Linked DNA regions of Homo sapiens: region 2 is linked to region 1. Evidence: read pairs that join two places in POLR2A ChIA-PET (ENCODE). Cell type or tissue: OCI-LY7. All regions are shown on one strand. Each heading gives the region's core, and the rest is flanking DNA. Links, peaks and the distances in the headings are about the cores only. Region 1 has its middle 31 kb from the start of SLC38A1. Region 2 has its middle 140 kb from the start of SLC38A1.

What was found. Peaks named below come from ENCODE experiments on the same cell type or tissue, not always from the same donor. Only the 100,000 strongest peaks of a DNase experiment are listed, where the experiment ranks them.
Region 2: POLR2A ChIA-PET joins it to region 1 with 6 read pairs; 6 of 35 experiments call an interaction of 5 or more read pairs at or near these places.

Annotation. Positions count from the first base shown.
Region 1 is chr12:46,295,641-46,304,709 of GRCh38, forward strand. No RefSeq gene overlaps it. Among named protein-coding and RNA genes, the nearest start is that of SLC38A1, 31 kb to the left of the region's middle. In OCI-LY7, for the core only: no CTCF peak of the experiment used is centred there; a DNase peak (open chromatin) is centred at 5,501.
Region 2 is chr12:46,125,419-46,134,487 of GRCh38, forward strand. No RefSeq gene overlaps it. Among named protein-coding and RNA genes, the nearest start is that of SLC38A1, 140 kb to the right of the region's middle. In OCI-LY7, for the core only: no CTCF peak of the experiment used is centred there; no DNase peak of the experiment used is centred there.

The DNA of each region.
Region 1 (9,069 bases), core at 3,049-7,048:
GGTGATCAACATTAGTTTGATAGAATGAGTAAGTTCTGGTGTTCAATAGTACAGTAGGGTGCCTATAATTAACAATTTATTGTATATTTCAAAATAGCTAGAAGAGATTTTCTATGTTCCCTGTACAAAGCAATGATAAATGTTGGAGATGATGAATATCCTGAATACTCTGATTTGATCATTACACATTGTATGGATGTATCCAAATATCACATGTACCCCATAATATGTACAATTATTAGGTATCAATTAAAATTTTTTTAAATAAAGAAAGCAGACTCGAATCAGGCAGTCTGGTTTCAAACCTAGGCTCTGCCCCGTGCTGGCTGCATGACCTTGGGCAAGTTACTTTACCACGTTGTCCATCAGTTTTCTTGTCTGCAAAGTGGGGATTAAAAGAGTTCTTGCTCAAAATGTCCTTGTGAAAATTGAGTTAATGTATGTAAAGCCTCTAGAATAGCACCATATAGAAACAGCCAAATGAATCTTAGCCATCATCATTATCATTACCACTTGGGTAGTTAAAGATATATGCTCCTCTGATCAGTTGAAGTTGCAAAACACACAAGCTCTCAGGCACACCTGCACACATTGGTATGTATACACACACACACACACACACACACACACACACACACACATGCTACACATAGTCCAATTGGCTACAGCTCCTTCTCTGGGGAAACCATCAATGCACTACTCTCCTACTAAAATCCTCTCCACCTCAGCTCTTTCTCTGAGAAAGGGAGATAACTCCTGTAACAGAATCTATGGGCAAGATAACACAAGAGGAAAGGGCAACCTGTGGCACAGCCAACTCTGGACAGAGTATCCTGGTGCCCTCCTTACCTCCCTTATCAGCCTATTTCCTTCGTTGTGCCACTCCTACCCTCCACTGCCACTCCAGGGCCTCCCCTATGTCCAGTGCCTGGATTCAGTGAATTTCAGAAGAGTCCCTGCTAAAGTATGAACTTTGATTAAGGTATTTGCTGATAAATTCAACTAGGAAACCTCACAGGGGAACTTTTCCTTTTTTAGAGGAGGAAGGAGCAATGCTTGCTTCATGGCTTCCCTGCCTCCAGTCCTTCTGCTTTTCCTCAATACCTGTCCCCATTGTGGTGAGAGCCCACAGCAAGTGGAGCAGGGGAACCATTCCGACTCTACCTGCCACTCCTCTGGAGGGGCTGGGGTTATATATGCTGGGTTAGGGAGACACAGCCCACATCAGCTGTGGGCTCTGTTACCAGATTATAAGTCAAAGCAGGGCTTCTTATATTTAGCTTAGAAAATGTTATCACCAGACATCTAGTCAGTCTCTGTGACTTCTGTTCCACAAGAAACTTTCACATTTTTAGGTGGAGAAAAGGAGAAATGGGCCAGAGGGCACACTAAAAAGAGGAAGGAGGGTGGGGTGCGGTGGCTCACACGTGTAATCCCAGCATTTTGAGGCTGAGGCAGGTGGATCACTTGAGGTCAGGTGTTCCAAACCAGCCTGGTCAACGTGGCAAAACCCTGTCTCTAATAAAAATACAAAAATTAGCCGGGTATGTTGGCAGGCACCTGTAATCTCAGCTACTCAGAAGGCTGAGGCATGAGAATAGGTTGAACCCGGGAGGCGGAGGTTGCAGTGAGCCGATTAGGCCACTGTGCTCCAGCCTGGGCAACAGAGCGAGACTCTGTCTAAAAAAAAAAAAGAAGGAGAAAGAGATTTACTTATGGGGTTGAACCTCTCAAGAAGCTTGCAAAGTCCCTGAAAAGACTAGACTTACCAGTGGCAACGCAGGTGTCAGCTGAATAAGTGGCCAGATCTTGAAACCATCATAGAAAGACAGCAATCCAAGCTGGGATGCTGGAATTTTCTTCATAATATATTCCTCCATATGATAATTTCCTATAATCACTTCCTGATAAATAGTCTTTCAGCTCCTTGGACTGGAAATAAACAGTTATTTCATGAGATGACACATACTCCAGATATTTGAGGTAGCTTCTCATGTATTCTCTCTGCAATGCCCTTCCCCTCTCCTTCCCTGCCAATCTGTCTTTTTTCCGTCTTCCTCAGCCTAAGTACCTCTAGTCTCCTCAACTATTTTCTATATGTGTGTGGACGATGTGTCCCATGCTTTAAATTTTCAAATATATGATCTGTGCTCACTTTGGCTATTCTATTGTCAGATCATTGGTCCCAGATTTTGTTTGAAGATGTTTCTCTGGACCATCACCTTACTTCCAAAAATCTCTAATTCTAACTCCTGATCTTGTTCTTTTCCTCCCGCTTCATCCCATTACAACTTCCTAAATTCTTTGCACGTTTACCTATAAAAAGTTCTGACGTCTAGAGGCCTTTAAACATTATTCTAAAGCGCTAGTGGACATGGAATGCAGGAGTGACCAGAAAGTGCTAGGAGACAGTGCAGATAATAAATCCTATGTGACGGAGAGGTGCATGAGAGGCGTGCAGAATTTGGATCTAAAGTTAATATAAAAGATGAAAAGTACATCCAGTCAAATTTATTCCTGAAATCCCTTAAAACTTTGGGTCTTTCTATTCCTTGACAAATATTTGTCATTTGTAGGTTACTTTTGCTTTTTATCTCTTTATTAGTTAGTGTTTTTCTATGGTTCTCGATTAGAGTTTTTCCATTTTTTCCTTGAGAATGTCTCCTCAACCCTTGCTACTCAAGAATCAACAGCATCAGCATCATCATCACCTGAGACTTTATCAGATATGCAGAACATCAGGCTCCACTCTAGGCCTGCAGAATCAGAATCTGCATTTTGAGCAGTTCCCTAAGCGATTTTAACCAGTTCCCTAAGTGATTTTAGCCAGTTCCCTAAGTGATTTTAGCCAGTTCCCTAAGTGATTGCTTTGCACACTGAAGTCTGAGAAGCTTTAAACCATCACTGCCAGCTTGGCCACCTCAGCCATCTAAACTATGCTTCTCTGTCAGTGGCTGGAAAAATCTTAAAATCACAATGTCTTGTTCCAAAATTTCACCAACATATACCAATCATTTTATCTTTGACCACATGCATTGATTCTTTTTAAAAAGGTATCCATAGTTAAATTAGGGACCTTCAATGTGAGTGAAGTACTCCAAGAAGTACAAGAACAGAGTATTTCACTGCACTTCTAGAAGAAGGTGAAGATTTAAATCTTTTCTTATGATAGAAAATGGTAATAAGGAAAGGAAGGAGCATGAGCAAAATAAAAAGGAACCTCAGGACTGGAGCTGAGAAGGCAGAGAGATAGATTTGGAATGGCTACGTTGTGTTGCAGTGAGAATGAGTTAACAGACACTAACCCAATATCTGTGATTGGAAAACTGAAGTAAGGTGTGTGAGAGTGGTGTGTGCAGTTAATAGAATATCTTAGGGACATTTGAGCAAAGAAATCATGTGACTAAAATGGATGTTGCAGTTTTTTAATGAAATTGTAAAAGATGGATTGTAATTTTTTTCAAGTCTGTTTTCCCATCTGTAAAACGGAGCATAATATCTAGTGGACAGAATGTTGTAAGGAATAAAAATAAAACATGTATTGAGCTTAGGCACACAGGAGGCAAACAGCTGGCAACAGAGGTCACTATAGTTATTCTTGTGTGTGAGTTGAGAGCCTAAAAGCAGAGAAAACATTGAGGGAGCTCCTCCAGTAGTAAGAACAATAGCAATATTGGTCAAGTGCTCACTGTGCTGGGCACTATTTTAATAGTGCATTACAGAAAGTAACACGTACTCCTCACAACAGTCCTATGAAGTAGGTACCATCATCCCCATCTGTCAAATTGGAGGCTAAGGGACAGAGAGGATAAATTATTTGCATAAGTTGCCACAGACAGAATTCAAAAGCTCAGCATGACTTCAAACCCCACATTCTCTATCACCATGTTATTCCACTGCAAGTGTTCCAATGAAGACAAGGAGGAGATGAGTGGTGGGAGAAGTAGAAAAAAAAATGGAAGAACAAAAACTCATCAGTGAGAAGGAGATGACAATGTGTGAGCAAACAGCTCTGGATGAATAGAAAGAGTCAAAAATAACTGAGCTGATAAGTAGGGCCAGGAGGAGAATGGCACTATCACCAGAGGTGGAGGTTTGTTTTGTGTTTGGCTTAATGTCCTTGAAATGTTTAAGATTTGATCAAAATCTCTTTTGTTCATTTTGGAGCTATAAAGCTTATTTTGAAAAATAGGATTGCTTTTGCTTTGTGAACAAAGAACACTTAGCACCCATCATTCACCTGAAGCTTGTGTGTCCAGTGATTAGTTCTGTACATAGGTAAGCATTTCTTTCAAGTAGCACATATTTAAAGAGCATAAGTGCCTTTTTTTCACACCCCATTTAATTTACACTGGTTTTACCTTCCTGCACAGATGGCCTGCTTTTCCTTTTCCTGTGCTTAATTCTCACTGAAGCCAGAGAGTGTTAAATGCCCATGAGGATACAGTGGAGTTAAGGAATACAGGAAGAGGAGTCAGATGGTGCTAATATTACAACAAAACTGTAGGGGGAATGGTTTCTAAAGTTATGATATTATGCATAACACATTAAAAATGTAATTTTGCAGCTTAGTTAATAAAATGGGAAGATCCAAGTAATGTTAACTGAAAATAAATTAGGAAACTGGTATATGCAGTATGATTCTCAAATGGCAGAATTTAAAAGTGCATGTAAATGTATGTTTTTGAAAAATACATATAATCACATAGTTTTTAAAGGTCAGGATTCTTAAAAATATGTATATTATTAGAGGCTATTTCTGGGTGAAAGCACTTACGGTGATTTTATGTTCTTTAAACTCATTTTCATTTTTGCATTTTTCTACATGAGGCATTAATTTTATAATCAGAAGAAAATTATACTTTTAAAAAAGAGGAGTGGCATTTAGAGTTTGTTTTCCCTGTTAGGTGTTTTAAGTCTGAATTAAAGCTACTGTTTTGGCCAGGCGTGGTGGCTCACTCCTGTAATGCCAGCACTTCGGGAGGCCAAGGCAGGTGGATCACGAGGTCAGGAGATCGAGACCATCCTAACATGGTGAAACCCCATCTCTACTAAAAATACAAAAAATTAGCTGGGCATGGTGGCAAGCACCTGTAGTCTCAGCTACTCAGGAGGCTGAGGCAGAGAATCGCTTGAACCCTGGAGGCAGAGGTGGAAGTGAGCCAAGATCGCACCATTGCACTCCAGCCTTGGCAACAAGAGTGAAACTCTGTCTCAAAAAAAAAAAAAGCTGCAGTTTCTGCTGAGATTTTACCCAGTGGGGGCAATATTTGTCCCCCAAATTTCTGCAGTTGCATTTATGTTTGTGAGAGCCTTAAGTGCGGGGAAGAAGTCAGGTGCCGCCTCTTTCACCAGCTGTTAGTTGTTTAACAACAGTAAGTAGAAGTGTTCTTCCTATTAAGTGGGAAAGGGAAGCCGGCCTGCAGGGACAGGCAGAAGTGGGGGGTGATAAAGAGGAATCTTCAAAAGGGCCTTCCTCTTCAGCATTTTTCAGTGATGATTATTTGAGAGATTTGAACAGCTGCATCCTGCAGCTGTGTTTCCAGCTGTGCTAAGTGGGGTTGAGCAAAGCACCCCAGTGGCTTTTTTCTGGGACATGTAGACTAGCCAGTAAATACAGTAAATATGGTAGAGCTGGGACTTCATTGAGCCTTGAGGGAATTAGCTTTCTGGACAACTTTCAGAAAGTTGAAGTTCTAACTTTCAGGCATTGGAAAGATCAAGTGAGCCAATGTACATAAAATAAAAACCTACACAGCACTATATTGATGAGTTTCTGTGAGATTATCAATATTTCTCCCCTTAAGCTCTAAAGCTTCAATGCTTAATCACCATTACTTTCACATATGTTGTGGAAAACATTTTTAATTGCTTAGCATATTTTTAAAATGTGAAAACATTACAATGACCATGATGAATGTTTTAGAGCAAGGAAAGAATGATTCATCATTTGAGAACCCAAAAATTTTCATTTTGGCCTTAAAATATTTAAGCTTATAAGAATAAACTATATTACAAAAAAATTTTGAAAAAATTAGCATCCCATTACCCTAAAACAACTGTCATCAATCCTGTGTATTCATTTCCAAGATTTTTTCTAAAGGCAACATCTGTCAAGTTTAAATTGTAGTGGATATAATAATTTTGTAATCTAATTCCTTTTTGCTTTTCCGTTTAGTATCATATTAGATAGGAGACAGTTTAGGATAGTGGTTAAACTCCCAGGCTCTGGAGTCAGCTATGAGCTTCTATAAGGAGTTCTCTTTTCATCAAGTGGAAAAGGAGACTAGCTAGATAGGAAGAGGGAAGCGAGCATGAAGGAAGAACCTTTAAGGGAGCCTTAAATAGGCTGGGAGCGGTGGCTTATGCCTGTAATCCTGTAATCCCAGCACTTTGGAAGGCTGAGGAGGGAGGATCACACGGTCAGGAGCTCAAGATCAGCCTGGCCAACATGGTGAGACCCCGTCTCTACTAAAAAAACACAAAAATTAGCCAGGCATGGTGGCATGCACCTGTAATCCCAGCTACTCAGGAGGCTGAGGCAGGAGAATTGCTTGAACCCGGGAGGCAGAGGTTGCAGTGAGCCAAGATTATGCCACTGCACTCTAGCCTGGGCGACAGAGCAAGACTCTGTCTCAAAAACAAACAAACAAACAAAAAAAAAACAGCAACAACAAAACGAGAGAGCCTTAAACCCTGCTTCCTAGGGTTATTGTGAGACAGAAAGGAAGTAATATCCATACATATCTAATATACAGCTTGGAACATAGTAAGCATTTAATAAATGGTAGCTATTGTACCATGCATATATTGTAACATAGACTTTATGTAAATTATTTTAATATCAACATAGAATTCCATTGGATAAAGGTAGTATAATATCTTTAATCTATTATTGGCTTTTAATTCTCTTTCTTTCTTTCTTTCTTTTTTTTTGAGACAGAGTCTCGCTCTGTCGCCCAGGCTGGAGTGCAGTGGCGCAATCTTGGCTCACTGCAAGCTCCGCCTCCCGGGTTCACGCCATTCTCCTGCCTCAGCCTCCTGAGTAGCTGGGACTACAGGCGCCCACCACCACGCCCAGCTAATTTTTTTGTATTTTTAGTAGAGACGGGGTTTCACCGTGTTAGGCAGGATGGTCTCGATCTCCTGACCTCGTGATCTGCCCGCCTCGGCCTCCCAAAGTGCTGGGATTACAGGCTTAAGCCACTGCACCCAGCCAATTTTCTTATAATTTTTAACATTATAAATAATGCAGGACATATCTGTCCCCACATTTTAGATGATCTTTTGAGACCACATATAGGTTAACAGAATTACTACGTCAGCAAACATTTTTTAGAATTTTTGATACATTTTACTATATTGCTTTCCAAATACGTTCCAATATCATCATCAATATTTGAAAGCAACAGTTTTACTGTACCATTGCCAGGATTGAATATGAAAGTTAATTTGTGTGTGTGCATGTGTGCATGCATGTACACACATGCCTGTGTTTGTGTATGCTTACTAATTTGGTGGGAAGCTAATGATGATGTAAGATTATTTTTTGCTAAGCCAGAGCAAAGTCTCTGATAGGCTGGCCTGTGGAACTAGGAAGTACTGCCCCCTAGAGGTCATCTGCATGATCCTGGCTGACTGACTTCCTAACTGTGTTAGAAAGTTCCAGAAATTTAACTCCCTTGGAATGTTGTCGCTAGATGTTCAGTTTTATCTCTCAACTTACAGTGATCCGGAAACTCAGGGTAAATGAACTAAATAGAATACAGCTCGCAAATGGGGCTTACGATGTGTAGAAAGTTTTAATGTAAAAGAGAGAACCTCCCCCCAAAACAAAAATCATTAAACTTCAGGAAGAGGCAATTGAGCCTTTAAGGAAAAATCATCTTAGTATAAAGATATATATTGCACAGAGTGGTTCAGGCTTAACTGCAGAGTCTGGGCTGCTGGAAAGAGTTGGTGTTCTGCGGGTTTAGAAAGAGAAGATGGTGATTAAGGAGTAGAGGAAGGAGAAGAACTGTATCATGTGTGGCACATCTCTGCTGTGGTTACCTTTCTCTGAAATGGCTGGTCTCCAACTAGGAAAAGCAGATGTCTCTAACCAGCTGCAAAGTGAGAAAAGATCTAGAGTGAATAGGACAGGCAGGGGTCTGTGGGTAGTAGAGCAGTAGCCCTCGGTGGAGCAGGGATGGCTCCAACAGCAGACACTGAGGCAGGGAGAGCATTGCTCTAGGCACCACTAAGTATATGTGAGGCAGTGGGCCTGCTCATTAAAGCTTACTTTCCTCCTTCTGAATTGCTACTTCTGATCTACTATAGGCTTGGATACCAGATACTTAATCTTGTCAGAATTGTGTGTAAAATAACAATAAAAGTTCCCTGAAAGGAGGATTCTGGGAAAATGGCAGAATAGGAAGCACCAGAAGTGTGTCTCCCCACCTACACAACAATCACAATGGCAGAATCTGGCTAATGTAACTATTTTGGAACTCCGGAGTATCTTCAATGCTTGCAACTTCCAGGGAAAGGCTCAGAAAGTAAATTACAGTTTCTTTTGGTCCATTTCAGTTCTTGGCACAGTAACAACTACCTCAACCCTCTGGCAGGCAGCTGTACACATGTTCCTGGAGCAGATTGCACACAGCTTGAGGGAGCTAGAGAGGGCAAAAAGGACCCTGTCCTAATGTTTGGGACCTGTTTGCTGATCGCTGCTTCTGATTACAGAGATATAAACAAAGGGGCAGGAAGCCCCTATTGTTGCACCTCTCTCTATTATTCGAAGTCCCTCTTTCTCTGGCTGAAGTGATTTTCAGAGCATTTAAATGGCTGGCACATTTTTTCCCCTTCATTTTGTCTTTTTCCTCTTTGGGGACAATACATTAAAAACTAGAACGTCCAAAAGCGACTACATATACAGAGAAATTAGAAAGTCGTAGTGCCTGCCCAGGGAAAGGCAGAGGCTCAGAAAAGGACTGAGAGGACTTTAGGTTTATGCCTCAGGCTGATCCTCAGCACAGAGATAGCCTACAATAATCAATAGACAAACAAAAACAAAAACCAAAACCCTGG
Region 2 (9,069 bases), core at 2,078-6,077, 170 kb before region 1:
AGGAGAGAGAGGAGAGGAGAGGAGGGGAGGGGAGGGGAGGGGAGAAGAGGGGAGGGGAGGAGAGGAGAAAGAGGGAGAGAGAGAGAGGCTTTTCAACACACCCTGTTTTGGAAAGACAGCTCTAACTAGATTACAGAGGAACAGTTTCCATATCTAATCCTCACTATCTCAAAGATGTTGCTTTAATTCTACACACTATTTTGTATTTGTAGTGCCTTTATTTTAAATTCCATACACATTATCTCATCGTCAATATGCCATTATATGTACCATATTAGCTTTATTTAGATTTTCAGTAATATAGGTCGAATGTAGCTTTTTGTGATTAAACAGCCCCATTAAAAGACGAAAACTCTGAGTAATGTGAACTCATTTTGGAAAGCTGTCTCTGAGCCGATATTGAACATTAGGGATCAGAGGACTAGGGAGAAATTGTCTTTGTTATGTCAGCTTTCAGTATTACCGCACCTCCTCAGAATGAAGCAGAAATAAAAATCACTACTCTATTATTCAGCCATTTTGACCTTGTACCTTTCCAAGGATTTTTATCCATGCCAGTGTTTTGAGAGAAAGGGGAAATGTTTGCACTTTAGACAAACTCAGAATAATTCTGAAGGCATGTGAACCGCTTAGCTTTCAACACAAAAAGGCTTCTAAGCTTCCGAAAATGTGCAAAAACAAGTAATCAGTTCAATCCAACAAATACTTATTGTTCATTTCTTTAATTATGCAACAAACATTTTTTGACTGTTGTTCTTTAAAAGGTATTATGCTGGGTGCTGTAGAAATACCAAATGAGCATGACATACTTCCTGCCCTCAGGTAATTGTTCTAAGGCAGAGAGAGTAAGGCATATATACAAACAAATATAAGGCGTATGTTCAATAAACACTTGTTACATGATTGAATGGCCATAAGACAGCTGTAAAAATGTGCTATGGGATTTCAAAGAGGGAAATCATGTATACAGGTTAGAAAAAGGTACATGGAAGACATGGTCCTGACATGGCTTTAGAAGAAAGATATAATTGAGGGGTCAGGGAGAATGAGGGCACTCTAGGTGATTGGAACACCAGGAACACAAAAAGGAACTGTCCTTATGAAAGGGCAGTTAGTCCAGTTTGGCAGGAGGCTAGATCAGGCATCAGCCTCCCACTTAAAGAATCAACAAGACACACCACGGGACATAACCTCTTGGCAGCACATTTACCAAAGCAGAAGTTAAGGCACAGAATTCTACAACCAGAACTTTAACCAGACCCTCCAGGGTGGACTTCGACATTCAGAGCCCAGTCCCTTGTGTGGTACAGGCAAGCTCCTTGTTTTTTCTTAGCAACCAATAGATAACAATTTTTATTTATTTAGAACAATGACTTTTTAAAAAGGCAAATATTTATTATTTAAAAATTCAAGCAATTCTGAAAAATATGAATTTTAAAAATAGTCTAAATTTCACCACGTAGGAAATAATTTCAGACCTCTTTCTTGCATATATACAGATGGAGGGCTGGCTGGCTAAGAATAATTTTGCAAAAATGAGACCATACTGTTCATGCTAATTTTACATTAAAGTATTAAATTTAATTATACTTGAATTTTCAAAGAAGAAAAAGAAACCATGATTAAAAATGAGGAGTTATGGAAACTTACGTAAATGTTTCTTAATTTTAGTTGTTTAAAAAATGTGTAATATATTCACATAGGACAAATTTCAAAAGCTATATGTTGGTGAAAAGCCAGTGAAAATTCTCCATCCCATTCTGTCTTCCAACTACCCGCTTTCCTTTCCCAGAGTTATCAGCGATACCAGTTTCTTGTCCAACTTTCCAATGATTTCAGTCTTTAAAAAATTTCTTTACAGCAGAGATATTAGTTCTCAAGATTAAAAGACAAAAGATTATAAAAAAGTCTTTAAAAATTGAAGCCATTATTTTTTAATAAATTTTACTGTTTTATTATAATAGTAGTATCTAATGCTGGATATAATGCTAAGAACTTCACATAGGTTATTTCATCTGATACCCAAACATCATCATCCTCATCTTACCAGTAAGGGAACAAGGAAGGTTAAATAATTTGTCTAAAGCTCAAAATGAGAATTAGCAGAGCCATGATTCAAGCTCCAGAGGTCTAATTCCTGAACTACTCACTACACACACTGTTTTCTTTGAATACTGAGTATAATCCCAGTGCTTTTACCCTATCATGTCCATTCATTCCTTGTGTAGCTTGATATAATCTCTTGTAGTTTTTCCCTAGAAGGGCTATATCTGCTAAGGCCTTTTATGCTTCAGCATGTGTGCTTATTGCTTTTATCCTCAAACAAGACTGTGTAGATAATATTTTTAAAGACAGGGTTTTGCTCTCGTCCTGGCTGGAGTGCTATGGCGTGATCATAGCTCACCGCAGCCTTGAACTCCTGGGCTCAGCGATTCTCACACCTCAGTGTTCCAAGCAGCTGGGACCACAGGCATGCACCACCATGCCTGGCTAATTTTTTGCAGAGATGAGGTCTTGCTGGTCTCAGACTTCTGGCCTCAAGAAATCCTTCTGCCTCATCCTCCCAAAGAGCTGGGATTACACGTGTGAACCACTGCACCCAGCCTGTCGGGGTATTCTTTCTTTTTTTTTTTTTTTTAATACTTTAAGTTCTGGGATACATGTGCAGAACGTGCAGCTTTGTTACATAGGTATACATGTGCCATGGTGGTTTGCTGTACCCATCAACTGTCGTCTAGGTTTTAAGCCCTGCATGTATTAGGTATTTGTCCTAATGCTCTCCCTCCCCTTGCCCCCAACCTCCCGCCTGACAGGCCCTGGTGTGTGATGTTCCCCTCCCTGTGTCCATGTGTTCTCATTGTTCTCCCACTTATGAGTGAGAACATGCGGTGTTTGGTTTTCTGTTCCTGTGTTAGTTTGCTGAGAATGATGGTTTTCAGCTTCATCCATGTCCCTGCAAAGGACATGAACTCATTCTTTTTTATGGCTGCATAGTGTGTATGTGCCACATTTTCTTTATCCAGCCTATCATTGATGGGCATTTGGGTTGGTTCCAAGTCTTTGCTATTGTGAATAGTACTTCAATAAACATACATGTGCAAGTGTCTTTATAGTAGAATGATTTATAATCCTTTGGGTATATACCTGTCTGGGTATTCTTCAGTCACACTTTCTTTTACTCAGAATTCTGTAGACACAGCTCCATTATCTTCTGGCACTGACTGTTGTAGAGAAGTCTAAGCTAGCCTAATTTTTTTCTCCCATGTAGGTGACTTGTTTTTCTACCTCCATTCTTCTACCTCTTATAGATCATTAACCTAATGCCATTCTTATAACACCAAAGGTCATTAACCTAACCAAGCTGTTATCTGTTTTAATTACTCCACATCAGTTTTTCCTGAAAGATTTGTTTTATTTTTATTTTATATACTTTTCTTTCAACTCCGAAGTGCTTAGTTCATTAATATGTGGGAAACTTTTTTTAAAAAATATTTTTCTCTGTTTCATTTTTTTGGTTCTCTACTTCAGAGACATCAATTATCCCTGGGTGAAATCATCTTTATCTCTCTTTCACATCGATTCCTCTCTACTTGTAAAAATTTTTTCTCTTTTTTTCTTAATTTGCAATAACAATATCAAATCTTCCCTCTCTGTCACTGCTGCAATTCCATTTTCAGCCTATTTTATTCTTGCTCTGCCCAATTTATTAGTTCTCTCATGGTGTTGTTTTGGTCCTCAATTTGTAGTCTCAGCTCAGCTGTTTCCCATTTTACCTCTTGTTTTATCATTTTGCTTTTGAGAGCTTATTACGTTTTTCTATACTGTGAAATGCTGGCAGGAGTTTTTTCTAACTGTGGAGTTATATTTTCTTCCAGACTGGGCCCTTTATTTGTCTTTTATATGCTTGTTCTTATCTGTTCTCCGCTTTTGTTTTTTGCTAGAATATATTTGTGTAATCATTGTATCATTTATTTTCCTCTTGCTCATGCTTAACAGGGGAAGTGTTTACCAAGACCTTCTACTTAATTTGAGATATTATGAATAAATTCTTCTTTATCTTCTTCCTATACTATTTAGTATATGTTCTTGTCCCCTCCAAGTTACACATGAGGACCAGATAGAAATAGACATCAGCTGGAGCTATGACCAGGCTTGAGGGAAGATCATTGTATACCTATTGAATCACACACACACACACGCACATTGCAATGTTATACATTAATTCCCAGAGATGGTAAAAATCTACACTTATATTTAAAAAGAGAAACACTGTCCTGACTATAACCTGCACAGCTGCTTGAGCAAACACAGAGATGTTCCTTCCATTATTACACAGGAGGCAGAATAATCTGGTAGTAGAAAGCACAGCCCCCTAGGTTCAAATCCTAGCTTTGCCACTTACAATCTGTAGCCAAGAACAAGGTACTTCTATTTTTTAAGCCTTGGCTTCCTAATATATAAATTAGGGATGATAATAGGACCTACCCTTAGGGCTATTTTTGCTTTTACTTTTTGAGACAGAGTCTTGCTATGTTGTCCAGGCTGGAGTGCAGTGGTGTGATCTTGGCTCACTGCAACCTCTGGGTTCAAGCAATTCTCCTGCCTCAGCCTCCTGAGTAGCTGGGACTACAGGCACGCACCACCATGCCCAGCTAATTTTTGTATTTTTAGTAGAGACGGGGGCCAGGGCTATTATGAATAACAAATGAATTTGAACATAGGAAGTCTTTGGCACAGTGCCTGGCATACAGTAACTACTCAATAAATGTCAGCTATTATTATTATTAAAAAGAGTAGCAGTTTTCTTTTGTTCATCCTCCTGCTTTCAGGCTTTGATGGGAACCTTCATGAGTGATGGAGACTGAAGAGTCATCTACTTTTTGATAGTATGTCTTGGCTAAACAAGAACTGCAAGGAGGTCTAAAAGTAAATGCATGGGTCACTCATACATTGCTGGTGAAAATGTTAATGGTACACTCTGGAAAATAAATTGGCAGTTTCTTAAAAAACTAAGCATGAAACTACCATTCAATCTAGCAACTGCACTTTTAGGCATTTATCTCAGAGAAATGAAAATAAAAAATATGTACACAATTATTCATAGCAGCTTTATTCATAATAGCAAAAAACTGGAATGAGCTCAGATGTCCTTCAACAGAAGACCAGTTAAAAAAATTGCTGTACATACATATTGTAGAATACTACTCAGCAATAATAAGGATCAAGCTATGGATACATGCAGCAATTTGGATTAATCTCTGGGGAATTATGCAGATGAAATAAAAAATCAATTCTAAAGGTTACATGTCGTGTGATCCACTTATATAATATAACATAATATATATTATATAAGGCAAATTTATGAATGGACAACAGATTAGTGATTGCCAGATCTTAGAGATGGGGGAGAGAATAAGGGAGATGGATGTGGCTATGAAAAAACAACATGAGAGGTCGTTGTAGTGTTGTCACATTATCTTGACTGTGGTGGTGGATACACAGACCTACACAGTTGATAAAATCACATTGAACTTAATACACACAAACATAAAAACACAAATGCAAATGAATAAAAGTAAAAATGTAAGACTTGGGAAATCAGAATAAGATAGGCGGGTTGTATCAATGTCAATATACTGCTTAGGATAGTTTACTATAGTTTCTAAAATATTACCATTGGTGAAAACTGGACAAAATGTACAGGGATCTCTTTGTATTATTTCTACAACTATGTGTGAATCTACAATTGTCTCAGTAAAAGTGTCAATTGAAAAATGAAGATTAAAAAATACTGCCTTATCCCTTCCCTCTTCTCCCCCAAAGTAAATTTCTTTCTCTCCTTTTGGGGTCTCAACAAATTTTTAGGCAAAGAATTTTTCTGTAATCTCTGTGGAGGAAGGGGGAACATGTGAGAATATATTGTATTCTTTGGTCCTAACAACTTCCCAATCCGGTGGTGTGGATGGGGGTGCTGTCAAGGGGTGTTCTTTCAGCTTAAGGAGTATAGAATGGGAGCAGGAAAAGAGTCTCTAAAGGTTCTTGAGCCAAGGATGATGTGAGGTGTTTGGAGCTGTGTCACAGAAAGAATAACCCTGGTGGCACTGTGTTTAGTAGAGTAGAGGAGATTGAGTCAGTGTATTAGTCTGTTCTCACACTGTTAATAAAGACACACCAGAGACTGGGTAATTTATAAAGAAAAAGAGGTTTAATGGACTCACAGTTTCACATGGCTGGGGAGGTCTCACAATCATGGCGTAAAGCAAAGGAGGAGCAAAGGCATGTTTGGAATATCCCCTTTGCAAAGCACTTATATTATTTGGGATTCTGACACATCTCCTTTTTGACATCAGTTTATCTACTTCAAGTTGATTCAGATACATGAAGACTGGGGAGTAAAGGGATGGATAAGAGACTGTGAATTTTAGTGGTAGAGGAGGGGCTTAGGAAATGACCAAAATATATTGAGCTGCCCCTGGAGGCAGGTATGACGGGCTGCATTAATAGGGCTTAGGGCCATCCAAGAAACCACTTGAGGACACTAGAGGGTGTGAAAGTTGCAGACACCAGGATAAAGTCACTTTTGTCAGAACCAAACAAGTTCAAGTCAGGAAAGCATGAAGGAGGAGGGCCTGTGTTTGTGTGTCAGAGATCAAACTGTATTAAGCACTTTCTAAAATAATTCCGTGAGAAATTCCTTCTCATCTCTCACACATCTCATGCTTTTCATGATCTACATTTTGTACATATGCATGTATTTCTATGACCAGGTTTATCACTAGACATTGTTTAGAACTGCAGCAGTTCAGATAAGATGCTCTTAAAAGAACACTTTGCCCAGTATCGGCATCCCCTCCAGTGAACTGATGCCAAGTCTGGCTTTGAGCCTCTGGAACCAATGAGCTCTCTTTCCAAGATGCTTAAACTTCTTTTTGCCAATAAAAGCTTCCCTTATCCCCACCTCTTCGAAAGCATCTGTGGCTTTCTATAGCTGTGCATTCTGGACTACGACCCTCTTTGCTTACACCCCAATAAACTCATTAAATTAGAATATATTTTTATCTGATGTTTTTTAGGCTGACAAGGACTAGGGGAGACCTTGGGAAATAACATGTACAGTCTTATACATTCTTTGCATATATTATTTCCTTAAACCTTATAACAACCTTCTGTGAACCAAGTGCTGTTATTACCATTTTAAAGAGAAGAAGGCTGAGGCTTAAATAACTTAAGCCATTTGTCCAGGAGCACATAGTTTGCAAGTTGCAGAGCCAGGATGTGATTGGAGAGCTTCTGAACCCCAATTCAGGACTTCCCCACTGTGCCACACTACCTTCTTGGATTAAAGGCCACTTTGTCTGAGCCCCCAATCTAAAACAGTCCACTTATTTTTCTCTCTTGTACTGTCTATACTTTCTTGTTTCAGGACTAAGTAGGATTTGTAGTAACAGATTTATTTGTGTGATACTTTTTTAAAGATGGTTTCTCTACCAGGCTGTAAGTGCCACATAAAAGGGCAGGGACCATGTCGTTCTGTTTATTTCTGTATTCTCAGAGTCTTGCACATACCTGACATGTAGTAGGTGCTTAATAAATACTTGAATAAATGCTTAGGGGAAAAAAGTTTATTTGACTTTTACTAAACCATCTTTGTCATTAGAAAATTTTAGTTATGCTAGATAAAGTTTTAATCCAGAAATCCACTTTAATAATTTTAAATCCACTTTAATAATTTTAAAAAGTCTTAAAACTTGTTGGTATGATTCAGGGTTTTTTCTTTAGAGAAAAAAAGAATGTTTATAATTGGCACTCCACTGAGTTTTTGTAATCTCTTTGTCAAAGAGAGTTGACATTGTTCCACTCATTTGTGTAATTGGCACCTTTCTCTCTCTCTCTCTCTCAAGATACTTTATTAATAAAGTAAATAAATACTGGTGGCTCCGCATATAAAGTTGAAAATGTCATTTCATTAGTGGAGGGTCAGAGGTAGAGAATATAAATGACGGTTATTGTCCTTTGCTGTGCATTAGGTGCTTTCTGTATCTTATCTGGTTTATTCTTTTCAACAATTATGAGAGATAACCATAACTTTTCCCATTTTACAGATGAGAGGACTGATGACCAAAATATTAACTAATTTGCTAAGGGCATTGGATAACAGAAAGGATCAGATGATCAAATCAGCCTCACATGGATCAGAGATCTTACACAGTAGCAAGGTTTACTAATATAGCCATGCATTGCCTAATGACAGTTCAGTCAATGTCCAACCGCACATATGTCGGTGGCCCCCTAAGATTAGGACACTGTGTTTTTACAGTACCTTTTCTATGTTTAGATATGTTTAGGTACACAAATGCTTAACCATGGTGTTATAATTGCCTACAGTATTCAGTATAGTTTCATACTGTACCAGTTTGTAGTCTAGGAGCAATAGGCTGTACCATATATTCTAGGTATGTAGTAAGTAGGCGAAACCAGCTAGGTTTGTGTAAGTGCACTCTATGATGTTTGCACAACAATGAAATTGCCTAACAACACATTCCTTAGACTGTATCCCTGACGTTAAGTGATGCATGACTATAGTTTCAAGGATACACAACTTCAAGGCACAGATAAAGCAGAAGTCTAGGATCACCAACAAAGCTTTCCTGGTCATTTCTTGCTATGTTAGGATTACTTCTGGCCCTGATTAACAAACAGGATCTCTTAGTGATGTATGCAGTCCTATCATTTGCACAGAAGACAGCTGTTTCTTTCATGAAACATGTCTTACATGTTTTATTCTTACATAGATTAATGACATAGATTAATGACATTGTTCTTACATAGATTCTTACATAGATTAATGACATTGTTTAGGGAGACAAATTTCATGAATCCATAAATTCCAGATTTGATTACCCTAGCAATCAATCCTAAACAAGTTCATTCTGCTGAAAGCATTCCATAGATAAGAACTCTCCCACTACAAGTAGTATTAGTGTGTTTGCCTGGAGGTCTGCTATGACATGTTTACAAGGAAATTTGACCAGGCTATTTTCCTTCTTCATTCCTTCTTTCTCTCCCAGG